Regions from separate parts of the Mus musculus genome. Here regions 1 and 3 are each linked to region 2. A link is a loop called in an ENCODE intact Hi-C map of the cell type or tissue named here. Cell type or tissue: left cerebral cortex. All regions are shown on one strand. Links, peaks and the distances in the headings refer to the core of each region. The heading gives the core; the rest is flanking DNA. Region 1 overlaps LOC115485728 (a long non-coding RNA gene). Region 2 holds the start of Gm33677 (predicted gene, 33677). Region 3 has its middle 37 kb from the start of Gm33624.

Region 1 (10,139 bases), core at 993-8,992, 310 kb after region 2:
TTTGTTGGTGGCCTCATCTGGTCTCAAGATTGTAAGTTGTATGTGATGTGCTCTGATCATTCCCAGCGTCCAAAACGCTTGGTCAAGCTCAACTTCCTTTGATCTCACAGAGCCTGCAGCTAAAGCATCAGCGCGTTCCGTTGGCTTGCACTCCAGAATGCTTCCAGGATCCAGTCTCCCTGTCAACTCTCTGCTAGCATCGTGCCAAGTCACTGACAACTACTGACTAGATTATTGTGGTAGCTTCCTAGATGGCCCAGCTACTGTTCTGGCTTCTCTCGAGTCTCCAGCTAAATGAACAGCTCGGCACCTAAGTCAGAACATGTGCTCTCCTAGCTCAAAAGCTTGCCAACATTTCTCCGTCTGATGTGGGATAAAAGTCAAGGTTCACCCTCTGCTGGCCAAACAGACCCCATCTGTTCTCTCTGCCCTCTCCAGACCCTCCTTTCTGGCCCCTCTTGGACCACTTTTGGGGTCTCTTGTTATTCCTTCCCAAGGCACATTCTTGCCCAGAGCTTTTGAAGTTAGCTTTGTCTGCCTGAAAAGCCCTACCCCAACCTGGGTATCTGTATGGCTCCTGTGGCTCATCTCTCTCTTGAAGGTTTTTACTGAGTGTCCCTCTTTCTATTTCTTTCTAAGTCGCCTCTCTAAAATTACTCCCAGAGCACTCTGCACACGTTTCCCGATCTCTTGCTTTCTCACTCGTCAGTTTACCTTTACCAAGTCTTTCCACCGAATACACTTTATGTATTCATCTCATTATTCATCTCTCTTGCCAAAAGTTACATTCCACCAGGGGGTAGGGGTGGATTTCATCTTTAGTTTTTCAACCACCACCAAAGCCTTCGGTGTCTACAATCATACCTGCTATCTGATTAGTATTTGTTGGAAGAGTGGAATCTAAAGTCTACAAGAGAGTGGGCATAAATGGGGACTCACGTTGGTCAGAATCTCCTCTCCCCTTCCAGCACCCAGTGGTTGTCTGACTTTCCCGGAATTTTTCCAGCTGTACATAGGGAACCAAACTCTTCACCTTCATTTATCGGGCCAAAAGGCTAACCTGTGTGAAGAACTTAGAACAGTGCCTCAGGCAATAGAAAATGCTCAGTAGGTGCTATCAACCATCGCTTTTATCATATTAATCAGAGTCATCAAAATGCTCAATTCTGTGTTTCAATGTCATTTTTTTTTTTGGTTCCTTCCATGTTAATATCTATGGTTCCCTTCTCATCTTTGTTGACTTATTTTCTTTCCTTCACCAGACTTTTACTTGAAAATGGGTACCCTAGATTTCAGGGCTGGACCTTCTATTTTATATCTATCTGTATGTCTGTTTGTCTGTCTTTGTTGGTCTGTCTGTCCATCTGTCCATCCATCCATACATCCATCCATCTGTTTATCTGTCTATCTATTGATTGATCTATCCATCTAGTTTGTATGTGTGTGTGTATGAGAGAGAGAGTATGTGTGTGTGTGTTTTATCCAGTGCCCTAACAACTAATACCATTTATGTTGGTGACCTCCAGTGTCTGTCTGCAGCCAGCCCCCTGCCCTTCTTTGCAAGCCGACCCTCCTATGGCAGTCTTGAGATCATTGCCTGGGCATCTTTAGAGATTCACATGACTATCATGATTTTAAGTCATGGCTACAGGTTCTTCGCTACATTTCCTTTCCTCCCTCTGAGTGTGAGCTGGACTTAGTGACTTGGTTTTAATGAAAAGAATCTGCGAAAAGTGGCAACGTGTAGTTTCTAAAGACTCATTTTTACTTTCTCTCTCTTTCAGATTGACCCGTCTTGGGGACCAGTGAGCAGAGTCTGCAGACACCCAAGTGGCCCACTGACCAGGGCGTGGGTAAGTTTTTACTTCCAGCTGGTGAGGACTGAGGGTGCGAGAGTGGGGACCCTCATACACTGAGACAGGCCTCTGATGTCAATGGTGACAGTACTCCTTGTTATGTGGAAGGCAGTGTACTGGGGCCCTAGGCTAGAGCCACATAGCTAGCTATGCCAACTACCCCTCGGGAAACCCAGCATGCGTGCTTGCTGCTTTAAATCACTAGGTTCTATGGAAAGTCTCCAACAGTGTCAAGTCTCAACAATGACTATGGATTTGCCTGTTTTGCTTGTTACTTCTCTTGAATTTTTTTTGTTTTATGTAGTTTTGAAGTCTTTGCTCCATCTGTCTTCTCCTCATGGTGCTTGAAGCATGTCACGTTGTTTCTGTTGTTTCTGCTTAGGGAGGGGCCTTTGCTCTTTCCAGCTCTAGCCCAGAAACCTCGATGTCTACCAGTTCATGAGATTGGCATGTACCTCTCCAGATCAGGGTGAGTTCCATTGTCTTCCCAGAGATGCCTTCTCTGACCATTGTGTAAGATAGGCAGGTACCTGTGTACACCTGCGATGCTCTAGGCTGGTTCTCTTCCTGAGTTCTTCGAGAAGAAGACTGTGATCTTACGGGTTCTGATGAGTTCTTTTTTTTTTCCCTTCCCAGTTATTTGGCTCCAAGGACAAGCAAGTGTCTGATACTTCCATTTCCCTCAGTGACTCCGGGCTGGTGAAGTCCTTGCCACAGGAGCAAAGCTTCACACACTCGTGTCAACTGAGAGAATGTTAACTAGATGATGGAGCATACTAGTTGAATTCTGTCCTCTGGATCAAGTCATCTCAGGGGACCCAAAGCTGTCTGATTGTAGAGTGTGGCAAAGAGCAGAGCTGTCACCCGGCAGCTGGTATGACGGAGCTTAAATGGCTGAACACTGCAGTCTGTGTTTTCTGTCGTGTTTTATCTGGTATTTAAAGGCACATGGCACAAACCATCTAAGCTTAATGTGAACATGTATGTGAAAGAACAACACACTTTCTTTCAGTGATAGAACAAGTTCCAGATGGGACAGAAACTTAACTATCCCTGACAGATTGAGGAATGAGTCCTCAGCAGGAGAAGAGCTCACTCATGCATAGCCAGACCTTGCTCAACACCCCTGAACTCTTGCTTAAGAAACCAACTTCCAAACACATGACCTTGTTTCTTTTATGTACAGGGTACAAGTGACTTACAGATGAGGGAAGAAGTCAAGGATCTAGACACACTAGAGTTTGCCAAAAGCCTCTACTTTCCATTGGCAGCATTGTGGTAGCTTGGCCCAGGGTCTAAGACTTACTCAGTGGAACTGTCAGAATATTTGGTATTGCACTAGCTCAGCTCTGGACCAGAGATGCATATAGAACAACCCCTTATTGCTTTTTCAGAAATATTGATCAATACACTTCACTAAGATATATTGATTTAGGGGAAAGGAAACAAAATTTGATCCTGAATCTCACTGTACATGAATTTTCTGACAACCATGAAAAAATAAGAATCAATTTACAAGTAATTAAAAAGAATACTCACAAATTAACATGAGTGAAAGTGGAACAGAATCTGGCCAGCTTCATTGTTACCTCTTCTGAGCGTAGAGGTCAAAGGAGAAGCTTCTGCTTCCTGTCTGTGTTATCAGCAAGGCTGTCCCGGACCTTGGATCTTCACTAGGATCTGACCCCAACCAAATCTCCAGGGAAGGGCCATTGTCTTAGATCACAGGCTGCCCTTCTAGAGCTTTCCTCTGACCTCAGCCTGAGACGTTTCCATCCTCTCCCCAGGACTTTTTCTTTTCTTTTTTTTTTTTTAAAGATTTATTTATTATTATATCTAAGTACACTGTCGCTGTCTTCAGACACACCAGAAGAGGGCGTCAGATCTCGTTACGGATGGTTGTGAGCCACCATGTGGTTGCTGGGACTTGAACACTGGACCTTTGGAAGAGCAGTCGGGTACTCTTACCCACTGAGCCATCACACCAGCCCATCCCAGGACTTTTTCTACACTGTTTCCTTTCTCTTATTCTCCAGTCCTCTGCTCCAGGCCAACCTGCCCTTAAGCAAACATGTCCTGAAGCACTTAGGGTTACGATGGCTGTGATGAAACACCATGACCAAAATCTAGACAGGAAAGAGGAAACTGTTTATGCAGCTTACACTTCCACATCTTAGTCCGCCACGGAAGCAAGTCAGGACAGGAAATCAAGCAGGGAAGGAACCTGGTGGCAGGAGCTGATGCAGAGACCATGGAGGAGTGCTGCTTGCTGGATTGCTCCTCATAGCTTGCTCAGCCTGCTCTCTCTCTCTCTCTCTCTCTCTCTCTCTCTCTCCCCATCCCTCCCTACCTCCCTCTCTCCCTCCCTTTCTTTTCCTTGCTTGCTTGCTTGCTTCCTTCCTTCCTTCTTTCCTTCCTTCCTTCCTTCCTAGAACCCAGGACCACCAGCCCAGGGGCAGCATCCTTTGCAATGGCCTGGGCGCTTCCCCATCACTAAGAGCATGCTCTGTAGACTTGCCTGCAGCTGGATCCTATGGAACTTTTTTCTCAATCGTGTTGCTCTCCCCTTCAGATGTCTATAGCTTGTGTTACACTGACAAACTCCAGGGGACATATTGTGAGAATATTACTGTGTTGTCTTTAGGTGTTCTGCTTATTACTGGAAGACAAAGTCCCATTATGCTTAAAGTCATTGGGATCTAATTTGAGGTAGGAATGAGGTAGGAAATTTTACCCACCAGACCTTTTTTTTTTTTTTTTTTTTTTTGTGGATTTGTGTATCTGGAGACTGGGGAGGGGGTGGGTTTCTGACAGTGTGATGTGGTAGAAGTATATTCAACCCAACCAGACTTGGGTTGTTTCTTCATTCTGCCAGTTACCAGTAAAATTGCCAAATTATTGAAACTTGCTGGCCCTGAGCTAAAGTGAAGATCATCATGCCTGCTTCCCTGGGTTTCTATGACAGTTAGAGCGATAGACTGCCAAGTCCCTTGAGTAGGAGTCAAATTAACACCTCTCTCGTCTACCTCTGAACCTATGACAAGCCTTTCCTGCTACTCAGATAAGTCCCACAGTAGACAATGGGTAACTCACACCAGTTGTGGTGGAGAGTCTTATGTCAATTTGACACAAGCTAGAGTTATCTGAAAGGAGGGAACTTCAGTGCCTCCATAAGATCCAGCTCTAGGGCATTTTCTTACTTAGTAATTGGTGTGGGATTGCCCAGCCTATTATGGGTTGGGTCATCCCTGGGCTGGAGGTCCTGGGTTCTATAAGAAGCAGGCTGAGCAAGCCATAGTGAGTAAGCCAGTAAGCAGCACTCCTCTATGGCCTCTGCATCAGCTCCTGCCTCCAGGTTCCTGCCCTGTTGGAGTTTCTGTCCTGACTTCCTTCAGTGATGACCAGTGCTATGTAAGTATGAACCAAATAAATTCTTTCCTCCCATGCTTTTTGTTCATGGTGTTTTGTTGACGCATTATTAACCCTAACTAAGACATCAGTCATTCCATTGCTGAGTGACTGCGGGCAGAGCTGAGATAGAATTTGGAATCCAAGGGACAGCTAAGCTACACAGTGAGTTGAAAGTCAGCCTGAGCTGCAGAGTCAGACTCTGTTTCAGTGAAAACGAGAGAGGAAGACTATAGTTCAGGACAAACGTTGGCAGATACTAAGAAGCAACATTTAGCATTGCAGATAACAACTGCTGTTACAATGCAGTATATCAGTTACATTGTAACAAAACTACACTAAGCTTGGTGATATAGATCAAGAACCATTTGCTTATGTGCATTAATTTTTTTGGGCCAGGAGATGAGATGGCAGAAAAGCAGATACAGTGTGATGTCTGAGTATCGTCTGATTTCAGATGGGCAGCAGGATTTGATAGCTGCTGAGGATTATTTTGAAACAACATCATTAGCTCACCACTGGGCTTGGCTCATCTGGAGTTGTTGCCCACAGCACTCTCTGTGGCCTTTTCCATGTAAATGGATGGCATGACATCTTCATTTTTAAAGAAACCAAAAGAAGCACTACCCAAAAGTACCAGGAAGAGGCCGCATGAGTTTACCAATTTGCACCAAAAGACGATAGGTTATGGCCCATTAAAAAGGGGGCAGACTATTGGGTTGGTCATTCTTCCTTATGTGACAGATGAAGAAATATTGGGACAAGTTCAAGGAGTGTGCCCAGGCTAGATGAGAGATCTTTTCACATGCCTGACTGAGGACAATTGAACACTGCTTTTTTACCCTATAGTTATTGAAGGGGCTTGAACTTGACTGTATTTAAGGAGTATGATGATGGAGTCATAGAAGAAGGCTATCAGAAGGAAGGAAGGAAGAGAGGAAAGAAGCAAGTGAAATAGTCAAAGCAAGAAAGACAAAGACCTGAACTAAGACGTCAGTGGGTAAATACAACTTTGAGAATTGTCGGGGGCTATGGGCAGTGCTATTTGAGGAAAATGAAAATGCCAGAAATCCAGCTGAGATTGGGGAAAATTAACTTGACCTTGGGGAACATTGAGCTTGAGCGGCTTAAAGGTCATCCAGTGTAAAGTGCCCGACAGACATTTGGAGTCAAACATTAGGAGCTCAAAAAAGAAACTGAAAGGCAGTCTTTACTCTGGCGGTATTGGTTGGTGTCACGAGGGTTAAGTAATTGTTTAGAAAGAATATTCAGAGAAGATACTACTACTTACATTTTGGCAATTAACAAAGGTAGAGGTGTTATTAAAACATGTGGAGAAATGTTTAGAAAAGCGAGACAAACATAGGCTGAAACTCGTGTCAAAGAGGTCAAAAGGAAAGCCAAAGCCAACGAAGAAGATGTACGCGCTGTACAGGAGATGAGACATCGATTTCACTGTGTTCCCTCTCTTGCTAACCTTGAACAACTGCTTTTTAAATGAGTTCTTATCTCCTAAAAAACAAAAACAAAAAAAAACCAAACAAGAACAGAGCCAAAGGTGGGGATTGGAGGAAAGAAACTTTGAGAAAGACGTCTTTTTATATTTAAAACATTTCTTCCCATCTGAGTTACTCAGGGCACTTTGAATTGGATGACCATAGCTGAAAGAAGGTAGATGAATGAAAAAGGGGAAAGTATTGGGAGAATATTAATGCATCTTATGCAATGTGAAGACTTGGTCATCAAAATCACAGTATACATTGAAGCACCCGGTAAACTGAAAACGGAGCCAGCCATTCATTGCAGGGTTCTCTATTTAATTCATCCTCCATTTCTCTTTCTCTGGGTGTTGGCTTCATTCTCACCAATAGACCATGGCCTTAGAGGCAGCACCCAAATTCTATATGGTGAGCTTTTACCACTAGACTTGGCTAAGTATAAAACTGTCCCACGAACACAGGATAAAGAACCTTCTCTTGCAGAGACAAAGTTTGGAGCAGAGACTGAAGGAATGACCATCCAGGGACTGCCCCGCCTGGGGATCCATCCCATAAACAACCACCAAACCCAGACACTATTGTGGATGCCAACAAGAGCTTGCTGACAAGAGCCTGATAAAGCTGTCTCCTAAAGGCTCTGCCAGTGCCTGACAAATACAGAAGTGGATGCTCACAGCCATCCATTGGACGGAGCACAGGGTCCCCAATGAAGGAGCTAGAGAAAGGATCCAAGAAGCTGAAGGGGTTTGTAGCCCCATAGGAGGAACAACAATATGAACTAACCAGTACCTCTAGAGCTCCCTGAGACTAAACTACTAACCAAAGAAAACACATGGTGGGACTCATGGCTCTAGCTGCATATGTAGCAGAGGATGGACTAGTTGGTTATCAATAGGAGGAGAGGCCCTTGGTCCGTGAAGGTTCTATGCCCCAGTGTAGGGGAATGCCTGGGCCAGGAAGCAGGAGTGGGTGGGTTGGTGAGCAGGGGGAGGTGGAAGGGGATAGGGGATTTTCAGGGGGGGAACTAGGAAAAGGGATAACATTTGAAATGTAAATAAAAAAAGAACCATCTCTTGGTAAAGAGTGATAGAGTGCTGGAATAGAGAAGATGGGTCACAGTACTCTATGAAAATGGAGAAAGACAAGCCATTCTGACAGAGCCGTGGGCGTCAAGCCTGCGCATTCAATTTTAAAGAGGATTTATTCTTCTTGGAAAGCTTAGGTTTCCCTCTGCCATGGAGTGTGACTGGTGGCTCTCATTTGTCTAGGCAGCCCCCTTTCTACACATACAGCCCTGGCATGGTTATTAATAGCATCCCTTCCACTTTCTGAAATGTCCTGAATTGGAAGATAAATTACGGGGACATCTTATTTATTGGTTGTGTGGCTCTGAATTGGCCCAAGTACTCGACTTTAAAGGATGGTTGTAATGACAGGTTGTAACCCCTCGAGATAGGCTATTCTTCAAGGGGCACTTTCGTGCTCAAAATATAATAGGCATTCAGTACATTGACTCAAGAATGAAATGGTATACAAAGCCTTTCTCTCCAGACGTACTTTATAAAGTTATATTTGTCAATGCTTCCAAGTCTGAACACTATTATAGACCAAGTACATAAAGAACACCATGGAATCTCAGAATCTCAGAGCTAAACTAACATCTCTTCAGTCCAACCACCTCTCAATTAGATGGGGGAACCCGCAGCTATAGCCTCACATACAAATGCGCTTCGTTTCATGACTGCTCTAAGTTCAGAAGCTGCCACGTAGCAGACATTCAATGAGTGTTTGATTCTGTTTTCAAAGAGCATTTTTCTCCAGCTATACTTCCATCCTAGGTATCTGACAGTTCCTGCACACCCTACTTCTGGAAGTTCCATATGCTCAACGGAGCAGCCACAAAATCTCTGTATTAAAATGTCCTTTCCTGGATTGAGAGTGTGGCTCAGTGCTAAAGCTCCTTCTTAGCAAAGCATGGTCCTGGGTTTGATCCTCCACACTATCCATGGTCCTTTCTAAGAGTCTGGGGCCATCTTGTCTTCTACAGCATAGGCTGTACTCTTCTTTGACTGTGATTCTATTCTCATATCTGATGGGGTTCTCCGACCCTCTGTCATTCTAACCATTTATGGGCACAGTTATTCTGCCCAAAGACCTCTAGGACAGCATTCTGAGATGTGTTGTGATCATGGTTTATTTTTGTTAAAAAGTGCAAATCTCACAAGATATAGGAAATTAATTAGATTTCTATTATTATCAAGTTAGGATTGTACAGACATTTTTAGCCACACCACACAACTGACTCCTATGTAGTTCCCTACTAATTATTTTTAATTAGGTGTAGCCTTGGATTTGAAGTCTACGTAGAAATCGAGGAGATTCTCTGTATATATTTTACCAGGCCAGCTCTCCTATATCATTTCTTGTTTAGTTGTTTACTGAGTTGAACTTGGACTTTGTAGTTCTGTCTGCTGAGTATCAAGGTGATAGAAGCCACTTGCCTTTCGAGGCATCCAGATGTCTTTACGTCATTGTTCTGATATCTAGAGTCTTCGTGGGCTCTCCTTCTTTCCTTTGTCTTGACATCTAGTAGGTGGTGCAGACCTGAAAGACATGGAGGTTAAGGCAGGACACCGTGAGTTTCAGGCAGGCCTGTCTTCAACAGACAAGAGAGAAGGAGGGAAGAAGGAAAGAAAGCAATCAACAGATGTTGAGAAGCGTCCTTTTACGAGACAGTCCCACAGATGGAGTGCCATGGACTAATAGCTTCATAGAGACATGCATCTCACTAAGAAGGAAGCTCTACAACAACTGAAGTTGTCCCTCTGCGGATGAGCCACTTCCTGAGAGGGGTCCTGATCCTGGGCAGTGTAGACAGGGAGGGTAACCATCTGTGCGGGGTGTCTTAGGGGAAATTGCGAGGTTGGGTGTGACTTTAGACTACATTATGCCTGAAAATATTTCCAGCTGCTGGATTCCATGGACAAAACACATGCACTATTAATAAGTGCATTGGGATTTTTAAAAAAAAATATTCCCATAGCTGAAAGGGTATTACACATTTTCTTCATGAAAGATATGACTATAAATGCATATATGTGTTCTAGCTATAACAAAGTGACATATATTATGGTGTTTAAGTGGAGCGTGTCAGAAAAATTAAACGATTCTAGGTCCTAGATATTTTTAATTCCAAGTAGAATTGGAATTTTATTTAGAAGAAAGCCAAGGCTTTGAATGCGCCTTATGACTAGTCAGAATCATCGATTAAGGTACACGCTTACTGGTGACTATTCAAACTATCTTGCTTCTCATAGGGTTTTTAAATATGTTTTTTAAATTTCCATTGATGACTTATTCATCTAAGTCTTCAGCC
Region 2 (10,139 bases), core at 1,184-9,183:
GCTGCTGCTCAGCTGGCTTTCCCTTTTTTATTCAGTCTGATACTCCAGCTAAGAGAATGGTGCCACACACTTTTAGGGTGGGCCTTCCCTTCTCACTTCACCTGGTCTAGAGAATCCCTCACAAGCATGCCTAGAGGCTAGTCTCCACCGCGGTTCTAGAGCCTGTCCAGTTGATGATCATCAAAACCAGTCATAACAGGATGGAAAGGGAATTGTCCAGCAACCCCCCCTGGATAGGGGAGGACTTGATCGCCAATAAAGGGTTTAACCGTTCATTCTTAAATCTCTTCACAGGCAACTGCACCTCAGGATTTCTTGGGGTTCCCCGAGGAAGGAGCAGAGGTCAATTCCCTATAAGGATAAGGTTTGGGTCTCCTGTTAAGGTTAGAATTTGAAAAGCCTGCACAGGCTCTTGTTTTGAAAGCGTGCTCCCAGACAGCAACGCTATTTGGAGAGAGAGTGCAGCTATTAGGAGGTGGGGCTTGGGTGGTAGAGGCAGGTCCCATCAGGGGTGGGAGTGGCCTTTGAAGGTTCCGCCCAGCCAGTGATTCAGGTTCTGCCGTCTTCCTCCTGGATGCCCGTGAACAGAACTTTCTCCATGTTCCCCTTGCCTCAGAGAGAGCCACCCTACCATGCCTTCTGGGCTATGATGGATTGAAATGCCCGGAAACCGAGCCAAAAGAAATTGTTCCTTCCGTAAAGCGGCATCTGTCTGTCAGTCATTCATCTCGTCACGGTACTGAGTGAAAAAGTAACTAATGTCACCCTTATGTCCTCAAAGGGAGTTAAGTCCCAAGCAAGGCCGTTGGCGGTTCCTCAAGAGATCATTCCTAAGTCTCAAGTTTTTATTTGATTGGACAAGGAGAATTTACCACGCATAAATATGCGTTAAATAAGCGTATTAGCCAACTTCAGAAACACAGGTTTTGGGTTTTTTTTTTTTTTTTTGTTTGTTTGTTTGTTTGTTTTTTTTGTTTTTATTGTTGTTGTTTTGAGACAGGATTCCTCTGTGTAGCCCTGGCTGTCCTGGAATTTACTTTGTAGACCAGGCTGACATCAAATTCAGAAATCTGCCTGCCTCTGCCTCCCAAGTGCTGAGATTAAAGGTGTGTATCACCACTACCCGACTTAGAAACACAGTCTTAAACCACTCCTATTCATAGATTTCTGTTTTTTTTTTTTATTTTATTTTAGCACACAGAATAGGGGAAATGCACCTAGCTTTTTGAAGATTTTCAAGTTCCAGTTGAAAAATGTCGCTCTCCTAGTTCTTCAAAATAGAACGTGTCGGAAGGACAGCTATAGTTCAGGCAATAGGATATTCAAGGATGTGTCTCTTGTTTGTTCTCTCTTAAGCATGTGGGGTCGTGAGATAGTACAGCCAAATGGTCAAGGTCAGAAGCACCCCAAATGCTCCCTTGTCCATGCCGTGCCCAGAGATTCCACTGAGTCGTTGTAAAGATCAAACGAGGGAATGGTTGATAGGTACACAGCGCTGCTCTGCCACGGGCTCCCCCGTGGCACCCCTGGATCCCAACTCACTTAGCAAGCATCTTTGCAGAATCCTTGAGTATTTACTAAGGTATGTGTGTTTCTTTTTGTTGTGTCCTTTCATCTCTGTTTTTTTATTGGAGTGCTCATATGTGCACATGTGTGCCCCTCCCCCGTTCATATGTGTGTCGAGGGCAGCAATCCACCAATCCACACACAAAAGTTGTCTTCTATTGTGCTCTCTCTCTCTTTCTCTCTCTCTCTCTCTCAAGACAAGGTCTCTCACTAAGCCTGGAATCCAATCCTTTTGGTTGTCATTTGGATATACTATTTGCCAGGCTAGGCATTGACGTCTTCCTTTCCCACAGGACTCCACTCCCCTCCTACTGCTAGATTTCTTCATTCTTGCTACCCTCAGAGGGTCAAAGACCAGCCTTCCCTTTCCAGAGGTGGAAAGCAGGCTCTGGAAACATCTATGACTATGGAAAAAGGAACAGTAATGATGGGCTCAGAATTTTCCAGCGGAGGGAAAGTCATCTGTGCAGATATGTGGTGACCTGCCACTGGAGTGCTTCCCTGTGCAGCTGTGAGGAGAGAAATAAGTGTAGACTCATGCTCCTGACAGGAGCCAGCTAGACCATGGCAGTCCTCCCTGCCTGCAGATCTCTGTCTTAGCCTAAACTCCTGATCTGCCTTTTGTTTGGAATCTGCTTGGAAATAAACATTGTGAAAGAAACAAAACAAAACAAAACAAAACTTCTTTCTCCCTGCCCTCCAGTCATAACAACAGGAATTCTTCTACAGACAAAGTGAATATTTCTGCCCACTAGGGGAAAGGTCAGGAAGTGCTGAAAAGAAAGAAAACAATGAGCAGGATTTCTAGTCATCCTTGCATGGCAGCCTCTGCTTAAATGTGTGTAGTTGTCTGGGATGCTCAGAAAAATGGTATAACTGAGGGTGTGGGGACCTTCTGGACTTCTCTGAATGGAAACTACTAAAGCGAGAAGCTGCAGGTTTGGGGACAGTGAGGTGGCTCAGTGAGCAAAGGCATTGCCTCCATTCTTGAGGGTCTGAGTTCGAAACTTGGAATACACACAACAGTGGAAGGAGAAACCAACATCCACATGCTGTCCTCTACCGTCCACATGTGCGCCTACCCCACGAATTCACTTTTTAAAATGTAGCACAAATAGAAAAGGAAGCCACATACGTTCTGAGGTTGTAGAGCAGACTGGGGGTTATAGAACAGACAGACGGAGGATTGTAGAACAGACTAGGGGGTTGTAGAAGAGACTGGGGGTTGTAGAGCAGACTGGGGGGTTGTAGAACAAACAGACGGAGGATTGTAGAACAGACTAGGGGGTTGTAGAAGAGACTGGGGGTTGTAGAAGAGACTGGGAGTTTGTAGAGCAGACTGGGCACTCCTCCTTTGTTCTTCATGTGCTGCTTAGCCCCAGAATAGTTCCAAGTTCAGCACTTTTGTCTTTTCTCTTCCTCAAAGCCCTCCCTAAGTCCTGGAAGAACCAAGAAATCACCAGGGCTGGCACTGCACTCCTTTGAAGCAAGACCTAGTTTATCAGCTGACTGACTCCACAGCTCCTACCTGCAGGGATCTCAAGATGCCCTGGGTAAGAGCTGCTGTACTTAAAGGCTGGGCCAGGCTCCAGCGGTTTTTTTTTTTTTTCCTTTGATTCAAGGATTAAAGTGGAATTTTCCAGGAAGGCTTGATCCAGGAAGAATCCTTCTTTTTTGGTCTGCAGTTTCTCTTTGTGTGGCGGGACAGCATTGCTCCCCACTGCCCTGTTGACATGGGCAGCTCATGCCTGTTTGCTCCATCAGCCGCCAGACCTAAGAATAGGGCAGGCAGGAGGTTTCCCTCAAGAAAGACCTAGAGTTTGGTGTGGATTTCACTGATTCACATAAAAGATCCATGAGCTTATTCACAAAACGTACATAACGGTATCCTTCTGACTTAGTCAATGGTGCATTATTACAAAAGAAAACGGGAATCATGTCATTGAACAAATTATTTGCCTCTTCCTGCCTCATGTTTTCCATCAAAGAAGTGAAAGAATTTATAATTGTCTTTGCATTTTCTAGACTTAATACTATTACTTTAAAACAAATAGTTAAGCGATATCCATTAAACAATTAAAGGGTAGTGACTAGAAAGTTGGCTCAGTGATTAAGAGCATATACCCATGTTTGTTTCCCAAAAGACCCAAGCTTGCTTCCCTGCACCCGTACTGAGTGGCTCACAACCCCTATAACTCCAGATCCAAGAGATGACATCTGTAACCACACAGGAACCCCCACCCATGTGCACAAATCCATCCATAGATCCACGGACATATACACATACCTAAAAAATGGAGCGTCCTTTAAGAATTAAAGGTCGATATTTTCCCATTTAAATAGGCTCCGGCTGACAAAATTTTGACTGATAAGTGATTTATTTCCCCACCTCCAGGTAATGGTGATTGCATTTGTTAAAAGTTATATCTGTCTGAATTGTTTCCTTCCTTCCTTCTCTCTCTCTCTCTCTCTCTCTCTCTCTCTCTCTCTCTCTCTCTTTCTCTCTCCCCCCTCTCCACCTCCCTCTCCTTCTCTCTCTTTCTCTCTCTCTCTCTCTCTCTCTCTCTCTCTCTCTCTCACACACACACACACACACACACACACACACACACACACACAGAGAGAGAGAGAGAGAGAGAGAGAGAGAGAGAGAGAGAGAACAACAACAACAACAACAACCCCTAGAGATTCCAGTTCCTAAGTTGCTATCACTAGGATGAAATTCTGCGTGGGACCTGACAGCCTCCCCAGGGACGAGGACTGGTGTGAACGTGGGGTGATGACTCTTATTTACTGAGGCTCTGAAATGGAACAGTGGCATCAGGGTCACGAAGCCCAGGAACCGTTGAGTCATCAAGACGTTTAAACCATGGGGCGGGAGCGAGCACCAGCCGGTGCCTGAGGGCATCGGATTCACTTCCCAACCACTCTTTATGGGCTATTTTTGTAGCCAGCCACTCGATGTGGTTGCAGTGGGAATGGGCAAGGGTAGAGGAAGGAAGGAGAGGTTGGTGTCCTTTGAAGTGAACGCTCAGAAAAGCTCTTGCAAGTGAGGTCTTTACCTACTTCATTTGGCTTCTTCCTATTCAGGCAAACTCACCAAGAGAAACCGAAATCCCCTTTCTCCAAGTCAATTGTCAGGGGGCCATCTTTGTATCTAAAGCCTGTGGTTTTGCTCTCTTGTGGTGCGACAAGTGGGTGCTCATGCGCCCCCTCTGGGCAAACAAGTAAGGTGCAGCTATATTCAGACAGAGAAGACGCTCCTGTGTCCTCCTAGGCGGTTGGTATGTATTTCGATTCCTATACTTTCAGTTAATATTAGTGAGACTGAGGGATGCCAGGGAATCCACAGTTCTAAAAACGACAAATAAACTCTACTTGCCTTGTGTTGGAGTACCCCAGAGAAGACCCATCCATGCCCCTTTTCGGATGGAAAAGGGAATTTGTACATTTCATCCTGGAGGTCTCCCTGTCACGTTTTAAAACCAGGAGTGGTAGGCAGATGGAAGCCATTACAGATAATGCCATGAATATCCTCTTGTCTTTACAGCCGAATCCGAGCCCCATTTTGCTATTTGGGTTTGATGGTTTTTCTACTAATATTCGTTAAAAGTAAAAGAGAGCCGAGTCTCCCATGACTCTATTGACACACCATAGAAAATCTTTTAAATCTTTTGCTTTTTGAGACAGGGTCATGTGTGTATCTAGGTCGACCTCAAATTTACTGTGTCATTGAGGAAGACCTTGAACTCTCAGGGTCCCAAAATCACTGAGGGAAGACCCCCTCCCCCCCACTCAGTATTATACAAAGACAAAGAATGTTTATTCTGCAGAAACAGCCAGAGTGTGGAGGTGAACTATTTTACAAAACAGCGACCCTAGACAAAGGTGTGAAGACCAGGAGAACTCTCTAGAAGGATTAGGTAATCTCTAATGTGATTGGTAGGGGCCAAAGCAGTGACATTAGTATAACTCTGATTGGCTACAGTTACTTCTTCTATACTTAGAGAATGGATTAGGTAATCTAAAATTCCATGGGTGGGTGCTGGTGCTGGGGAGGGAGGACACAGGGGTCAGCGTCTGATGGGCTTGTACTAGGTGGTCAGAGGTCTGCATTCCTGTGCCATGAACGCTTAACTCTAGGACGAGATAGGGCAGCCCAGCACAGATGGCCCATTCTGAGATAAGATATTTCCCCATTTTTGTGGTTATCTCCAGGCTGTTCTTTGGGAGGGGGTTTTATGACCTTGTTTCTGGATTTTATAGTCTGTTCCTGGAGCTGGTATCTTACGGCCTAGTTTCTGGGGCTTGTGGTCTGTTCCCAGAGCTGGTGACTTAAAACTTTCTTTTCAAAATCAGGCCTGGTCCTTACATGGAGACAAATGGGGTTTAGGTTGTCCTTTTAGAACTTCTGATTCTTCTGTGTCCACTTCCCAAGTGCTGAAAATACACAGTTCTTGGCTTCTCTTTTAAAATATTTAGAGGGTAAGGTGGAGCGATGGCTGAGTGGTGAAGAGTACTTTCTGCTCTTGCAAAATACCTGGATTTCTTTCCCAGCAGTCACATGGTAGGTCACAAACATCTGCAACTCCAGTTCCAGGGAATTTGAAATCTTCTCCTGGCCCCTGTAGGAGCCAGGAATTCCTTCATGTGTGCCTGTACACATATACAGACAGAACACTCGTACACATAAAATTACAAAATTAAATTAAAATTTAAAATACTCTTTGATGGGAGTACTTAGTAAAATACTAAAGATATCTCCATCATCAACAACAAACAGCGCACAGACTACTGTGGGAATAATATTTGCCTATAGGGAATTGACAATCTAACTTGTCCTATATAGATAGTGCTATGCTGACTAATCAATAACAAAATTAATCTTTGTGCCAGACAACAGAAGAAGGAACGGTTCTCACTAAGGCTGGTTTAGTGACCTAGCATGGCCTGTAACATGTCTGTAACATGAATGTCACCTGCAGAGTTTCGTAGATCAAGACTGCTTAACAGAATAAAATCAGTGTTCACGATGTTCTAGACTGTAATATAAGCATGGGCCTTATCTGTTCCCATTGTAGCTCCAAATGACTGACCCAAGGACTTACTAAGTTTACTAATGAGCTTTAAGCGCTATGACTGGGCAAATATTCATCAGTTCTAACCCTCCAAACCATCTCTTTCCCAGCCTTGAGGTCATTTACCTTCAGTTTGAGTCTTTCCCTGGCTTGCTCTGCTGGTGGCAAATCTCTTGGCTCCCTGCTCATCATGACTCCTCTTAGATCCTCCGCCTCGTGTCCTTCCTCGTCGTCTCTCTACCTCCTTTCCTCATGGTTCTTCTTTTCTTTATCTCTCCTGGGACCACTGGCTGGGACTGGAAGTCCAGCCTTCCTATCTCCTCTGCCTAACCATAGCCTGATTAGCTCTTTATTAACCAATCAGAAATAACTGGGAGGCATTCTTTACACGGGGTAGACACAGAGATGGTTCAATAATCATGACAATGCTAGAGTCCGGACTATAACCAGATCTCTGGGAACAGAAGTCAGAAACTGAATACACAGTGCACAAGACCAACCCTTAACACATTTAGAGGAAAAGCATGCAACCCCTTTGTGCTGGCTAGTTTTGTGTTAACTTGACACAAGCAATCATTGAAGAGGAGGGAGCCTCAACTGAGAAAATGACTCCATAAGATCCAGCGGTAGACAAGTCTGTGGGGTATTGCTTTACTAGTGATTGATGGGTAAGGGCCTAGCCCATTGTGGGTGGGGGTCATCCCTGGCTTGGTGGTCCAGGGCACTACAAGAAAGCAGGTTGAGCAAGTCATGAGGAGCAAGCCTGTGGGGACCCCTCCATGGCCTTGGCATCAGTTCCTGCCTCCAGGTTCCTTCCCTATTTTGAGTTCCTGCCCTGAAGTCCTTCACTGATGAATATGAATGTGCAACACAAGCCAAACAAACCCTTTCCTCCCCAGGTTGTTTTTGGCTGTGGTGTTTCATCACAGCAATAGGAACCCTAAGATAGACCTAAGACATGGTACCAGGATCATGGGAGATTCCTGGGACAAACTTGACCATGCTGTTTTAGGGAGGACTGTGGAAGGACTTCGGGACTTTGAGGTAGAAAAGCCATTGAGTGTTGAGAACTCAGTAGGCTGCTCTGTAAGAGCTTGGAAGATAAAAATGTTGAGAGCAGTGCAGAAGATGGAGGCCTGGCTTGTAAACTTTCAGAAGGAAGCAAAAGCTCTTCTGGGCCATTTGTGTGAGGAATCTATGGTGTCTGGCCATCTGGGGCTGAAGAATTGGTTGTGATTAATAAGAGACCAGGACCACTAAAGTAGAACCTTTGCTTTGCTAGCACAGGGGAAGCTGGCCACCTGGGGCAGGAAAATTAGTTGTGATTAAGAAGAGGCCAGCATCATGAAGGTGATGTCTTCTGGGAAATGTTTCCTCAGGGCCAGCACACAGAAGCTGTGTTCTAGGAGTGGCCAAGGTTGTACCTCATGTTGGCACCTGAACTTGGTAGTTTCAGAGTCACCCAGGTGGTACTGGCTTTGAAAGTATGCATGGGACATGGAAAGAAGCTGAGGCTTGGCACTGTGCGGCAGGACTGTGGGATCTCCGAAGAGAGCCCAGAAGAGGCTATTGGTGAAAGTGCAACCCGGTTGCATTAGATGACTCCAGCATTCTGGAGATGCCAGTACCATGGGATGATCACCAAGAACAGCAGCAGCCTTGGAGTGCAGCCTGATGGAGCTTAGAAGAGGTGCTGTGTGGGCTGCCGAGGGCACAGCTGGAAAAGTGAGCCAATCCCCTTGGAGGAGCCCAGAAGATGGTGAGTGAATCCCAGACATTGGACGTTGAGTTATTTAAATGTTTGGAGCTTGGTTTTGCTTTGAACGGACTGTAAGTGTACCCTGGTTCTTTTCTCTAGAAATAAGAAAGTGTTTAGCTGATTCTTGATTTTATAGGGGCTCACAGTTGAGGGAGTTTCATTTTTAAAAATTTAAAAGAGCCTTTGGATTAAAAAAAAAAGCCAGGTGGTGGTGGCGCACACCTTTAATCCCAGCACTTGGGAGGCAGAGGCAGGTGGATTTCTGAGTTCGAGGCCAACCTGGTCTACAAAGTGAGTTCCAGGACAGCCAGGGCTATACAGAGAAACCCTGTCTCGAAAAAAACCGAGAGAGAGAGAGAGAGAGAGAGAGAGAGAGAGAGAGAGAGAGAGAGAGAGAGAGAGAGAAAGAGAATTTTTGTGAGGCTGTGGCAACTTTTCAATTTTGTAAAGTGCTTTATATTATGATGTTGATATTAACTTGTGATTTTGGAGATGAAGAAGAAAGGAGGGGGTGTGGCTTCATAGTAATGTGTTGGTGTGTCAAGCTGACAAGGGGTCAGTTGTGCTGGCTAGTTTTATGTCAACTTGATAGAAGTCTAAGGGGAGGAAACCTCAGTTGAGATGCCTCCATAAGATAAGATTGTATGCAAGCCTGTAGGGCATTGTCTTAATTAGTGACTTATGGGGGGAGAGCCCAGCTCATTGTGGGTATTCTATAAGAAACCAGGCTGAGGAAGCTATGAGGAGTGTGTCATTAAGCACCCCCCCCCCCCATGGCCCCTGCATCAGCTCCTGTCTCCAGGTTCCTGTCCGGACTTCCTTCAATGATACACAATGATGTGGAAGCATAAGCCAAATAAACTTTTTGATCCCCCAAGGTGTTTTTGGTAGTGGTGTTTCATAACAGCAACAGCAAGATCCCACAACGGAGACTCCGTCTATTAACATTTGTTAATTTGAGTTAACAAGGGCTGGCAAAGTGGCTCAGAGGGCCTGGCCACCGGGCTTGATTGTCCCTGGGTTAAATTTGATCCTCTGGACTCAAGAAGTAGAGTCAACTGATCCCCACGAAGCTGTTCTCTGACCTGCTCAAGAGCACCGTGGGGTGAATGTAGCCACCAACGGATGAAAGAACGAATGAATGAATGAACCAAAAAGAAACCCAAAATTTAAAAGTTCAAGTTCGAGTGCGTAGGCTGTGTGTGGCTCAGCAGCTGGCTTTCCTCTGGAGGGGCCTCCGTTTCCAAACAGGCTGGATCTGGACAGACACCAGCGTACAGTGAGCCTCGTTTTCATTTTACTCCCGTAGGAGTCGTGAATCCAGGCACTATCTGCACAATTAAAGGCTGTTTAAATTCCCAGTGAGCCCACCGTGCCTTCTCGGAGGGCAAGGCATGGAAACACATTTCTTGGAGAGGTGACATGCATGTTGGATTTATTTATTTATTTTAAAGATCTATTCATTTGTTATATGTAAGTACACTGTAGCTGCCTTCAGACACACCAGAGAGGGCATCAGACCCCATTACAGATGGTTGTGAGCCATCATGTGGTTGCTGGGATTTGAACTCACGACCTTCTGGAGATCAGTTGGCACTCTTAATTGCTGAGCCATCTCTGCAGCCTGCATGTTGGATTTGTATGTGACTTGAATACTATGTATGGAGAAAGCCCAACTGAGCTCACTGCAAGAGAATTTACATTGCCCAGTGGCTTAGTATTTGCAAACCTGTTTG
Region 3 (10,139 bases), core at 1,437-9,436, 80 kb after region 2:
CAGAGCATGGGGATAGCAGCTAGTTCTTGGGGCCTTTTGTACCTACCAACTGCAAGCTCTTGCATTCCGTAGGAGACTATGTCTCAAAAAATAAAGGAGACAGTGACAGAGGAAGGCTTCGGCCTCTATCTCCACACACATGCGCACAGTGAGCACTCCCTACTCCCCCCCCCCCATACACTACTTTCATACATACAAAATAAAAAACATAAAAATAAATAAATAAATGTTATTTTTCTAGTTCTTGTGTTGGTAGTGGTAGTGATAAAAAAGGACCTATTGATACCGATTTTGACTAGACTCGAGTTCTTGCCACATCTGAAACATCACAAACAGAGCTCAAAATTAAAGTTCTCTGTAGATTCAAAATACTAAAGTCCACAAGCAGCTATCACAGGCTGCCGAGTCAGAGCAGCAAGAATTCATTACACATCAGGGAGCAGAGGCTCTGAGCTGTACTTAAGGTAATTGATCACTTCAAGTCTTTAGTTGCCTCTGCTTGGTTAAAATGGCTCCAAGAGAGATCTGGTAGCAAGTTGATCAGCTGACCCCTGACCTCCAACCTCCCGCCCTCCGACCTCTAATCTCCATCTTCTGTGTCTTTCTGGTCTACCCCTGTGGGTCTACGGGAGTCCAGTCTGCAGTTCTGCCGTGCAGGCTCCTCTGGGAATTTGAGTGGCTGGAAGAATAGTTATTTTCTGCAAGCAGGGTAGATGGGTGCTCTGTTGCCCGAGGACCTCCGACTCAGCTGCTTCCGATCCAGCTCCTTCTGACCCAGCTCCTTCCGACCCAGCTGCTTCCGACCCAGCTCCCCGGCCCGCTTCTTCCCTCCAGGAGCTCAGCCTTCTTCAGGTCTGGCTTGCCTTAGCAGGCTCAGGCCTTTGCTTTTGAATCCCACCCTGGCTTCTCCTCTTGAATATGCTTGTCTCTCTAACCTGCCTCTTATCCTCCCACTTCCAGGACCATAAGTATGCTAACACATCACATCCTTCCAAAGTCATCTTAGCGATCTCAGCACATCGATATCTTACCTCTGCTTAGCATTCATGTTGATCTGTAAAAGCATTGTTTTGAAAAAGCACTATCCATGAGTTCTTAGATAATCCGATTTAGTATTGTAGTGTGGGTCACTTAGAGAGTTACTCGTGCACTCACATACAGTTTATCTTTTCTCTTGACTTTTTTTTTTCTTTTTGTCTTGTTTTAAACTTCCAAGTGTTTACCCGTGCACTGGTTACAGCTTGGGCCACTCTCATATATTGATTACAGAATTTTAAAATCATTTCAACACTGAAATTTCTGCCTATGAACAAGACACACAGCCCTTTTAATTTGGTTGCTTTTATGCCCTTTAGTGAAATTCACTTTATTAAGCTTACTCCTAGATATTTAATCATTGTTACCAGGTGTTATTATAAATGAAGTATTATCTTTTTTATTTTGTAGTTGGATATTATTTTGTATGGAAAAGTTCAATGAATATATCTTTAACTGCTTATCACCAAAAATATTTTCTTCCATTTATGAAAAAATATCTTTTCTATTTATTTCAAGATAGTCTTTTCTGAGAGCCTGGCAAACACTAACACCTTGGGTAGCCTTGGCATAGTTTTAGCCTTAGTGAGGAGGCCTATTTCAATGCAGACATGGTGTCTTAGCTGTACTTCAGTAAGATGTGGTTTGATTTTTTTTTAAATCAAGAATAGATTGAGCTTTATTTAATACTTTCCAACATGTAAGGCCTTGAACTTATTACATAGTTCCCCATTTTGTTTTTGAGATTATATTATAATGTAATTACAACATTTCCCCCTTCCCTTCCCATTTTCTAAGCTCAATTATATATACCCTTCCGTGCTCTGAACTTTTTGTTATTTCTACATGACTATAAATATGATTAATTATATTTACTAATATGTTATATTTATTAGTAATACATCAATAATATTAACATAACCTATTTATTAATGTACTACATATGATTTATAAATTATATCAACATGCGGCTTAGGACAGCCACCCTTATGTTCTGGAATTGTCACTTGGTTAAGTGTAATGTTCTTTAATACACTCCCCAATTATAGCTGTGAAGACTGCACTTAGGATTTCCCCGTCCATATTCATGAGCAGTCTTTGTGTTCTCTGTCTGGGTGTTATCTGGGTCAGATGTTTGTCTAAGCATTCTCTCGACTTGGCAGGAAAAGTCTTTCTCTTCATAGCCCCTCTCCCTCTTGCTGTGTTCTGGGGGACGTTAAATAGTGTTGCAGTTATTGATTTCTCAAAAGCTTTAAGGATTTCCTTATGAAATATCTGAGACCAGGGTACTTCTAGGGGTTTTATCATTTGGGTAACTTTTTCTATTGACTCCGAATCAACTTGGGTTTTCTATCTCTTCAGTCTTCAGTTTTGGTTCTTAGGTACCTCTTTTTTTGGTTTTTTGAGACAGGGTTTCTCTGTGTAGCCCTGGCTGTCCTGGAACTCACTCTGTAGACCAGGCTGGCCTCAAACTCAGAAATCCACCTGCCTCTGCCTCCCACATGCTGGGATTAAAGGCATGCGCCACCACTGCCCGGCATCTTAGGTACTTGTTGTTGTTGTTGTTAAATATAAGGAAGAATTTGGTGGAGAATTCTTATTTTCTGTTTTCCAGCTTGTCATTAATGACCAAAACTATATGAGTGGGATTCTTCTGATTGCCCAGTCTCTCCCACCGTTTCTCTGAGAGGGAGGAAAGGAGCTATGACCAGAAGGCAGCTGGGTTGCCTTCACTCCTGCCTGTTAGTGTCTCCTCAGGTTCATCTGTTTTCCTGGCCCCAGGGCAGCTATCCCTTGGGGCCAGTCTTGGGCAACCAAACTGCTGGAAACTGGATTGGAAATCTTCATCCAGTTTCAGCCAAGTCTTTGGAAGGCCCTTAAGGACCAATTCTGAACTTCCTCTTGTTAATTTTTATTAACACGTAAATGGACACTGTGATTGTAAATGTTTGTGAGGTACAGAGCGCCATTTTGAAACACGTCCACTGTGTGAGCAGATCAGGGGAACTGAGCATCTATCAACTCACACCTACTTCTTTCTGTTGGAAAGATTACAAAAAAAAAAATCTTAGGCTGTTTGAAGCATCTCATTTGAAATGAGCTTTGTGGCTCCTTTGCAAAAACACTGCACCTGTGCATTGAACTAAAGCAAACAGGGAAGGCTAAACACCAAGGAAAGAATCCTGTGTATCAGGCGAAGCAGATGAAGCCTCCGCCTCCAGATTTAGTAAATTTCGCCGGTGTCGTGCATGTTTCCCTTTGAGGGCTGAAAAGTTAGTTTTTATGTGGCCTATCAAACTTTAATGTACAAACTAAATCTTTCAGAAGTCTTGTTAAAGGGTAGGTTTAGAGGCTGGGGATTGTGGCACACACCTTAACCTCAGCGCTTGAGTGGCAGAAGCAGGTGGATTTCTGAGTTCAAGGCCAGCCTGGGTCTATACAGTGAGTTCCAGGACAGCCAGGGCTAAGCAGAGAAACCCTGTCTTGAGAAACCAAACCAAACCAAACCAAACCAAACCACACCACCACCACCAACTTAAGAGTCATGTTTGGATTCTGTAATTCTGTATTTCTTCCAAGTTCCAGGTTAGGCTGAGCTGCTGACTAGAGTCAGAGGTAACTGGCAATCGGTTAGCACACCCCACTGTGAGTTCTTGTCATGTTTTGAGCAACATCCAGAATGAAAGAGGTGCACAAAGAACACCAGACATTTTGGACTCACAGGGCTGGTCTCTAGGGTTCGTGTTCACGTTAACATTCCACAACCTCTAATCAACTCTCGGTGTGCAATATATTACACCGCTTCACACCCAGCTTCCAATTCAGGAGCCGTGCAGAATCTTCTCCCACCCATGGGTGCTGATTTCATGAATGACAAGTAAGTTGGGCTCTTATTACACGGCACACATATCACCAGCTTTGCTGGACATGGAGAAGCAACTCAACTAATTAATTCCCAATCCCAAAGCTGAGCAAGTGGCTCAGAGGGCAGGCACACCTCCATAACCAGGTTCCCTGGAGACGGCTAGGGGGTACGTGACTTCCACTTAAAACTAGGATCTTCCCGCCTGCATCAGCACTGGGATTGGAGACAGGTGGATGAAAATAGAGACTACTGATCACTTCGTAGGAAGCATTTTCCCTACGGGATAAAAAAGTGGTATATTAGAAACGAGACTGGCTACATAGAGGAACAGAAATACAGCCATCTGGCTGCTCTTTAAATGTAGGCTTATAAAAGGAAAGGTATATTGGGTTTATTTGAATAATATGATTGAGATGTAGAGAAATCCAGGGAAGAGCTAATAGTAAAAAATGTCTGGACACCAGAAGACCTTAGATTTAGCACAGAGATCAGGGTGTAAATGAAGCAGAAAAGAGAAGCTGGCTAAAAACAGCCCCTGATACCACAGCCCTCGGGAGGGAAAGGAAGATGAGCCGCAATTGCTACAGTAGGTCCAGGCAGCTCCAAGGAGAGGAAAGGAAGTTTGAGCATGGACGAGCTTAGGGCAGACTCCTGGCCCTCATGGAAGGGGAGAGACACAGGCTAGAGGAGGGTTCCAGGCTTCTGTGCTTGGACCTGACATGGACAGGATATGGGAGACCACATGCACAGAGGCACCGGTGATGGGTAGCAGCCTCTGCCAGGACGCTTGGGGGCCCGATGCCCACAGGGTGACAGCAATTGGGGATGTGGATCTGCCCATAGATCTTCAAGTGCATTCGAGAACTTGGCAAGTGTGGGGCTGGGACTGTCCCACTTTGGGATTTTTTTTTTTTTTTTTGCCTCTTGAAGATTCTAAATCCGGTCACAGAGGAAGTCCGCAAAGGCAAGCGTCACACAGGGCGTTGTTTCCAGAAGAACCATGAGAAGAGGTGAATTTCCTTAATAAGAAAGACCTGAGATACAATGGGGAGAAAAACCTAGCGACAGATGCAAATGAGCAATTTACAGAGGAGGGCCTAGAAAAGCCTTTTAAGCAAACAAAAATACCCGACTGCTCTCAAGGCTCGACAATTATGCAAGTTAGAACAAAAGTCCCTTTTAGCTTAAATTGGCAAGCATTACACCAATGTAAAAATGCATCCTGCTGAAAACAACGGGCTTCCATGTGTTTCTGTCAGAGTAGAAATGGAAAAGCGGCCAGAGAACACCTTTTCACTACCAAGAACATTAAAAGCTCATATATATGTATAAGTATACATGAATAAATTATAAATATATAAATTATAAATATAACTAAATTACATATGTGAGGCATATACATAATATATATGTAAATGCCTTTGACTCAAATGGTAGGAAATGTCCCTGCGAACAAATATATGTATGTACAAAGATGCAGTGTGGGGTGTGTGTGTGTGTGTGTGCCCTTGAGCATTGTTTGTAATCTGAAAGCAATTACAGTATCCAACAACTGGAAACTGGTTCAGTTGATTATGGTACTTTCATATATATGGTTTATTACTGTGCATAACACTTGTGCTGGCAAGTCACACCTACAAGATAAATAGCCAATCAGAACACAGGATAGAACAGTGTCAAGAAGTGTAGGTTTTTGCCAGGTTGTGCTGAGGTGAATTCATTTGCATCCATGCCTTGGATATCTTTTAGGCTCTGCTTCAATAAGGCTATCACCTGATCGCACTCTCTAACTCTATCCATGAATGTCATGGGCATTTTATCTGTAGGTTTCCTAAACACCACGTTAGAGTGCAGGACACTGCTTCCTCTCAGAGCACAACTGTGTATCTTTTGGTACCTCCCTGTTTTAATTAGGGTAGATTAGATAGGAGACGATCCTGGAGACAGAAGCCTCAAGATCAAGGTCTAGGTCAGTAGTGAGTCCTCTCCCCTAGACTTTCAGAAATCTGCCTTCTCTGTGTATCATTACATGGCAAAGAAGAAGTGGTGGAAAGAGAGAGGGCCTCCTTCCTCTTGTCTTAAAAAGATGCTCACTCTGCCAAGGGGCCCTCACTCTTGTGAACTCATCAAAAGCTAACTACCGTGAAGTCCTCACCTCCAGACATTGTCACTCAGAGTGTGTTAGGCACTCAATGTGAAAATGTGGGATAGACACTCACACAGCTGCTAGCAGTGCCCAAGGGGCGTCCTTGATCACCAGGAGTTCAGCACTCATATGCCCACAGCCTGAAAGCAAGAGGTACTTGGAAGCTACCCCCAAAAGATGAGAGGAGCTAACACAGGCATGCTTCTGTTTCAGCCCAAGATAGACAGTTCAAAGACATGTTTTATGAGACTGTGGGTATGAATGAGAATTTTCCTATAAGCGCATATATTTGAATACTTGGTCTCTAGTTGGTGGAACTTTTGGGAAGGAGCAGAAGGCGTGGTCTTGGAGGAGGTGTGTCACTAAGGGCAGGATTTGAGGTTTCAAAACTCCAGTCATTCCTAGTTGACTTTCTGCCTTGAGGTTGTATCGTAAGATATGTGTTCTTACCCACTGGCTCAATGCTGTGCCTGTCTGCTAACTGTCACATATCTCACCGTCATGGTCATGTACTCTGACTATCTTAGTCTGTTGCTGTAAAGAGACACATTTCAAAGGAACTTATAAAATCAAGCATTTAATTGGGATAATGCCTACAATTTCCAAGGGTAAGTTCATTACCCTTATAGCAAGAAGCATGGCAGCAGCAGGAAGGCATGGTACTAGAGCCATAGCTGAGAGCTTACATGTTGAGACAATGCTCACAAGGTGATAGAGAGAGAGGGAGAGGGAGAGGGAGAGGGAGAACTGGAATAATGTGAGCTTTTGAAACCTCAAAGCCCACCCACCCAGTGACACACCTCCTCCACCAAGACCACGCCTTCTAATCCTTCCCAAACTGTTCCACTAACTGGGGACCAAGCATTCAAGTATATGAGCCTATTCACTCTTCACCCTTCTCACTCAAGCAACCACATTAACCCTCTGAAAATGTAAATAAACCCTTTCTTCAATTAGTTGCCTTAATTATTGTGGTATCTCTTCATAGCAACAGAAAAGAAACTAAGACAGAGACATCTTGGAAGGTCACTTAGAAACTCCACCCAGTCTCTTCTAGAGACTGGTGGCCCAGCCATTGCTCTCTTCCTGTATTGACTTTTTCTCCCTTTCTGTTTGCCTCTCCTTTGGTATTACACAATCTACCTACAGAAGTGTTCGTCTTAGTTATGACATCATCAGAAGGAAAATCTGCCAGTTGGTATTAAATATGTCTCAAAATTATCAGATTTAATGGTAACCAATGTTTAATTCTTTAAAGGAAGTCTTAAGTATGGGAGGAAAATCACAATCTTTTTTTTTTCTGTATGTGCATTTTTGGTATATGAATTATCTACGAAAGAGGATTTAGCTTTGTTTCTTTGTTGATCTTGCTGGATGATCTTGGTATTGATGATGGAGAGACAGCAAGTTTCAAATATTTCTCTCCTACTCTTATCAGTTGGCTTACTACTTTTGTTTCACTTTTTGAAGTTTATTTTAATGAATTAATATTTGGTTATCAACAACCTTACCAGGTTATAGTTCATATCAATATTTTTGTATCAATATAGTCAGCTTGCTCCAAGGACCTGTCTTTCCCTTACAAGGCTGGAAATCCATGAGGATTACCACCCCTACCCGGCATTTGTATGTGTCTTGGGGCTCTCAACTCCAGTCCCTATTCTTGCTTAGCAAGCACTTTAAGTGCTGAGCCATCTCTTCCCATCCCACTTTAGAACATTTTTGTTGAGTTGCATCTGCTGCTTTATTTTTACACTGTCCCATGAATTGGATTCCACTCTGGCTGGAAGCTATTGATCGTACTCTCATCTTCTGTATTTAATTTCTTCTCTTTTTCATTCGCATTCATTATACTTAAGGGTTTTGGGTCTGTGTTGTTACCACTTTTGGAGTCAGTGGCTTAATGTTTTGTGTTTTTGTTTTTCCCAGTTCTTTTTAAAACACATAGTGAATGGAGCTAGATTTGAATCTTAACTCTAAAACTCAGTAGCTGAGTAGCCTCAAGCACAGCTACAGCTCCTCTGGGAGGATTTTTTATTCAAAGTCTTCTTATCTTGGGTAATTACCTATCTCACTGAGGAAGACACAATTCCATAGTTGCTATGACATATGAGGCAATGGTACGATGTGCACTTGGCTTCTTGAACTGGTAAAGAAATTATTTCTGCTGATACACTATTTGAAGAGGCTACACTCACCTGTAGGGTTTTGGTCTTTCTCTTTCTTGAAGTCCAAGGTCTATAATTTGGATCTTCAGTGTTCCTCAAAGACTCATGCATTGAAGACTTGTTCCTCTGTTGATGGCATTGTTGGGAAGTAGGAGACATTTTTGGAGGCGAGTCTACTTAGATGAAGTAGGCCACCAGAGATGAATTACAGGAATATTGGTGACCTTAGTTCTTTTTATTGCTCTTCCTCTGTCCTTCCCTCCCCTTCATTTCTCTTCCTCTCTCTCTGGCTGTCATAAGAAGAACAGCGTCTCATGGCCATATTCTTCTGACATAACACTGAGTTTCACTAAATGTTCAAAAGCAGCAGGGTCAAGACATCATTCAATGAAATCTCTTAAATAATTTGCCAAAATTAACTGTTCCTTATTTTAAGTGGTTGATCTAACACATTTTTTATCATGGAAATAGAAGATTTTCTAAGACACTATAGTTTCTACCCGTCTTAGAGAAATGTCTCCAACTGTCTGTCTGCTGGAGCAAAGCAGGTAGCTCTGGGGGGGGGGGGTTCTCTGGAAGCTACAGGGACTCACTCAATGTCCCCAACATCTGCTTGCAACTGCTTCTGGAAATAGCAACTACTTCCTCTTGCATCCTGACTTGCAAATCCATACCAGTTCTTCTCAAAGGCAAACTCTAACCTGGACTGAAAACACGGTCTCTCAGACGTAGAGTGATGCTGTATTATTCTCACCTGCTATCATGCCCCAAAGTATGTGGTTCTTTTTATCCTCTAGCAAAGTCTCTGGGGTTGGGATGAGTCTTCCATTGAAGATGTTACTGCTTACCTGTCTTCATCCAGTGCTTTTGCAAAGGAGCCACAGAGCTCATTTCAAATGAGATGCTTCAAACTGCCTAAGACTTTTTTTGTAATCTTTCCAACAGAAAGAAGTAGGTGTGAGTTGATAGATAATCTCACTAAACATTTAGTGAACTGAACATTTAGTGAACCCTGATCTGCTTACACAGTGTACATGTTTCAAAATGGCGCTCTGCACCTTACAACCATTTACAATTATAGTGTCCATTTAAAATGTGTTAATAAAAATTAACAAGATGAAGTTCAGAGTTGGTCCTTTAGGAACTTCCAATGACTTGGGTGAAACTAGATGAAAAATTTCAATCCAGTTTCTAGTGGAGTTTTGGCTGCCCAAGACTGGCCCCGTGGTGACACACAGGGTCAGGGAAACAGTTGAACCTGAGGAGAAACTAACAAGTTGTAGGCAGTCTATTACCAGGATGAAAAATGTTGCATTCTCAAGTCAAGGTGCAAGCTGAAACCTAGGCTTTGTTCCTTTAGAGCGCCTTGGTTTCTGCCCAGTTACCTGGATGTCCTAGAGCCCAGGATCCTTCCTGGGTACAGCACAAAATCAATATTCCTCACGTCATACAGCTCTTGGGAAGCTTCAGTGTGTTAACATGCATTCACCACCCCCATCAGATCCTGGCACACAGTAGACATGACACTACGCTCTCATCTCTCTCTACTGTCTCTCTACTTGAAATTCTGGAGCTTTCGTTGTTGTTTCCATTTCTCCAACTATATTTTTCTCTTGTATTTCTCTGTCATCTTTTGTGGTTCTCATCCCTTGCTTGCTTGCTTAATTCTTATAATTTTTGAGTTAGAAGGATGGCTTGGAATGGGAAATTGTGTCCCAACCAATTGAATTATGCTTTCTTATAGGTTGGATCCTTAATCTACCACAGATATTCTTCTTTTGTCTTTTTTTACTGCCACGGTCTCCCTTTACCCTTCTCAGCTTCTTGAAGTCACTCTGCAAAGACCCTGTGTATCTGTCTCAAAGGTCTCTTATTTGCTTGAAGAGTGTGGTTTTTGTTTGTTTGTTTGTTTTGTTTTGTTTTG

The links. Hi-C counts contacts between places; a loop is a spot of excess contacts. Peaks named below come from ENCODE experiments on the same cell type or tissue, not always from the same donor. Only the 100,000 strongest peaks of a DNase experiment are listed, where the experiment ranks them.
Region 1: a loop joins it to region 2, with 2.2 times the contacts of the local background. A loop is called at or near these places in 2 of 42 quality-filtered maps.
Region 3: it touches region 2 in a loop (2.0-fold over the local background); 2 of 42 quality-filtered maps call a loop at or near these places.

What each region holds. Positions count from the first base shown.
Region 1 is chr10:118,730,130-118,740,268 of GRCm38, reverse strand. LOC115485728 (a long non-coding RNA gene) reads left to right here. Exons shown (of 4, transcript XR_003948963.1): 3 at 1,785-1,853. Among named protein-coding and RNA genes, the nearest start is that of Gm33439, 12 kb to the left of the region's middle. In left cerebral cortex, for the core only: no CTCF peak of the experiment used is centred there; no DNase peak of the experiment used is centred there.
Region 2 is chr10:119,044,782-119,054,920 of GRCm38, reverse strand. Gm33677 (predicted gene, 33677) reads left to right here and starts at 4,422. Exons shown (of 4, transcript NR_152787.1): 1 at 4,422-4,573; 2 at 4,657-4,850. In left cerebral cortex, for the core only: CTCF peaks have their summits at 2,330 and 4,781; no DNase peak of the experiment used is centred there.
Region 3 is chr10:118,965,519-118,975,657 of GRCm38, reverse strand. No RefSeq gene overlaps it. Among named protein-coding and RNA genes, the nearest start is that of Gm33624, 37 kb to the left of the region's middle. In left cerebral cortex, for the core only: no CTCF peak of the experiment used is centred there; a DNase peak (open chromatin) is centred at 5,011.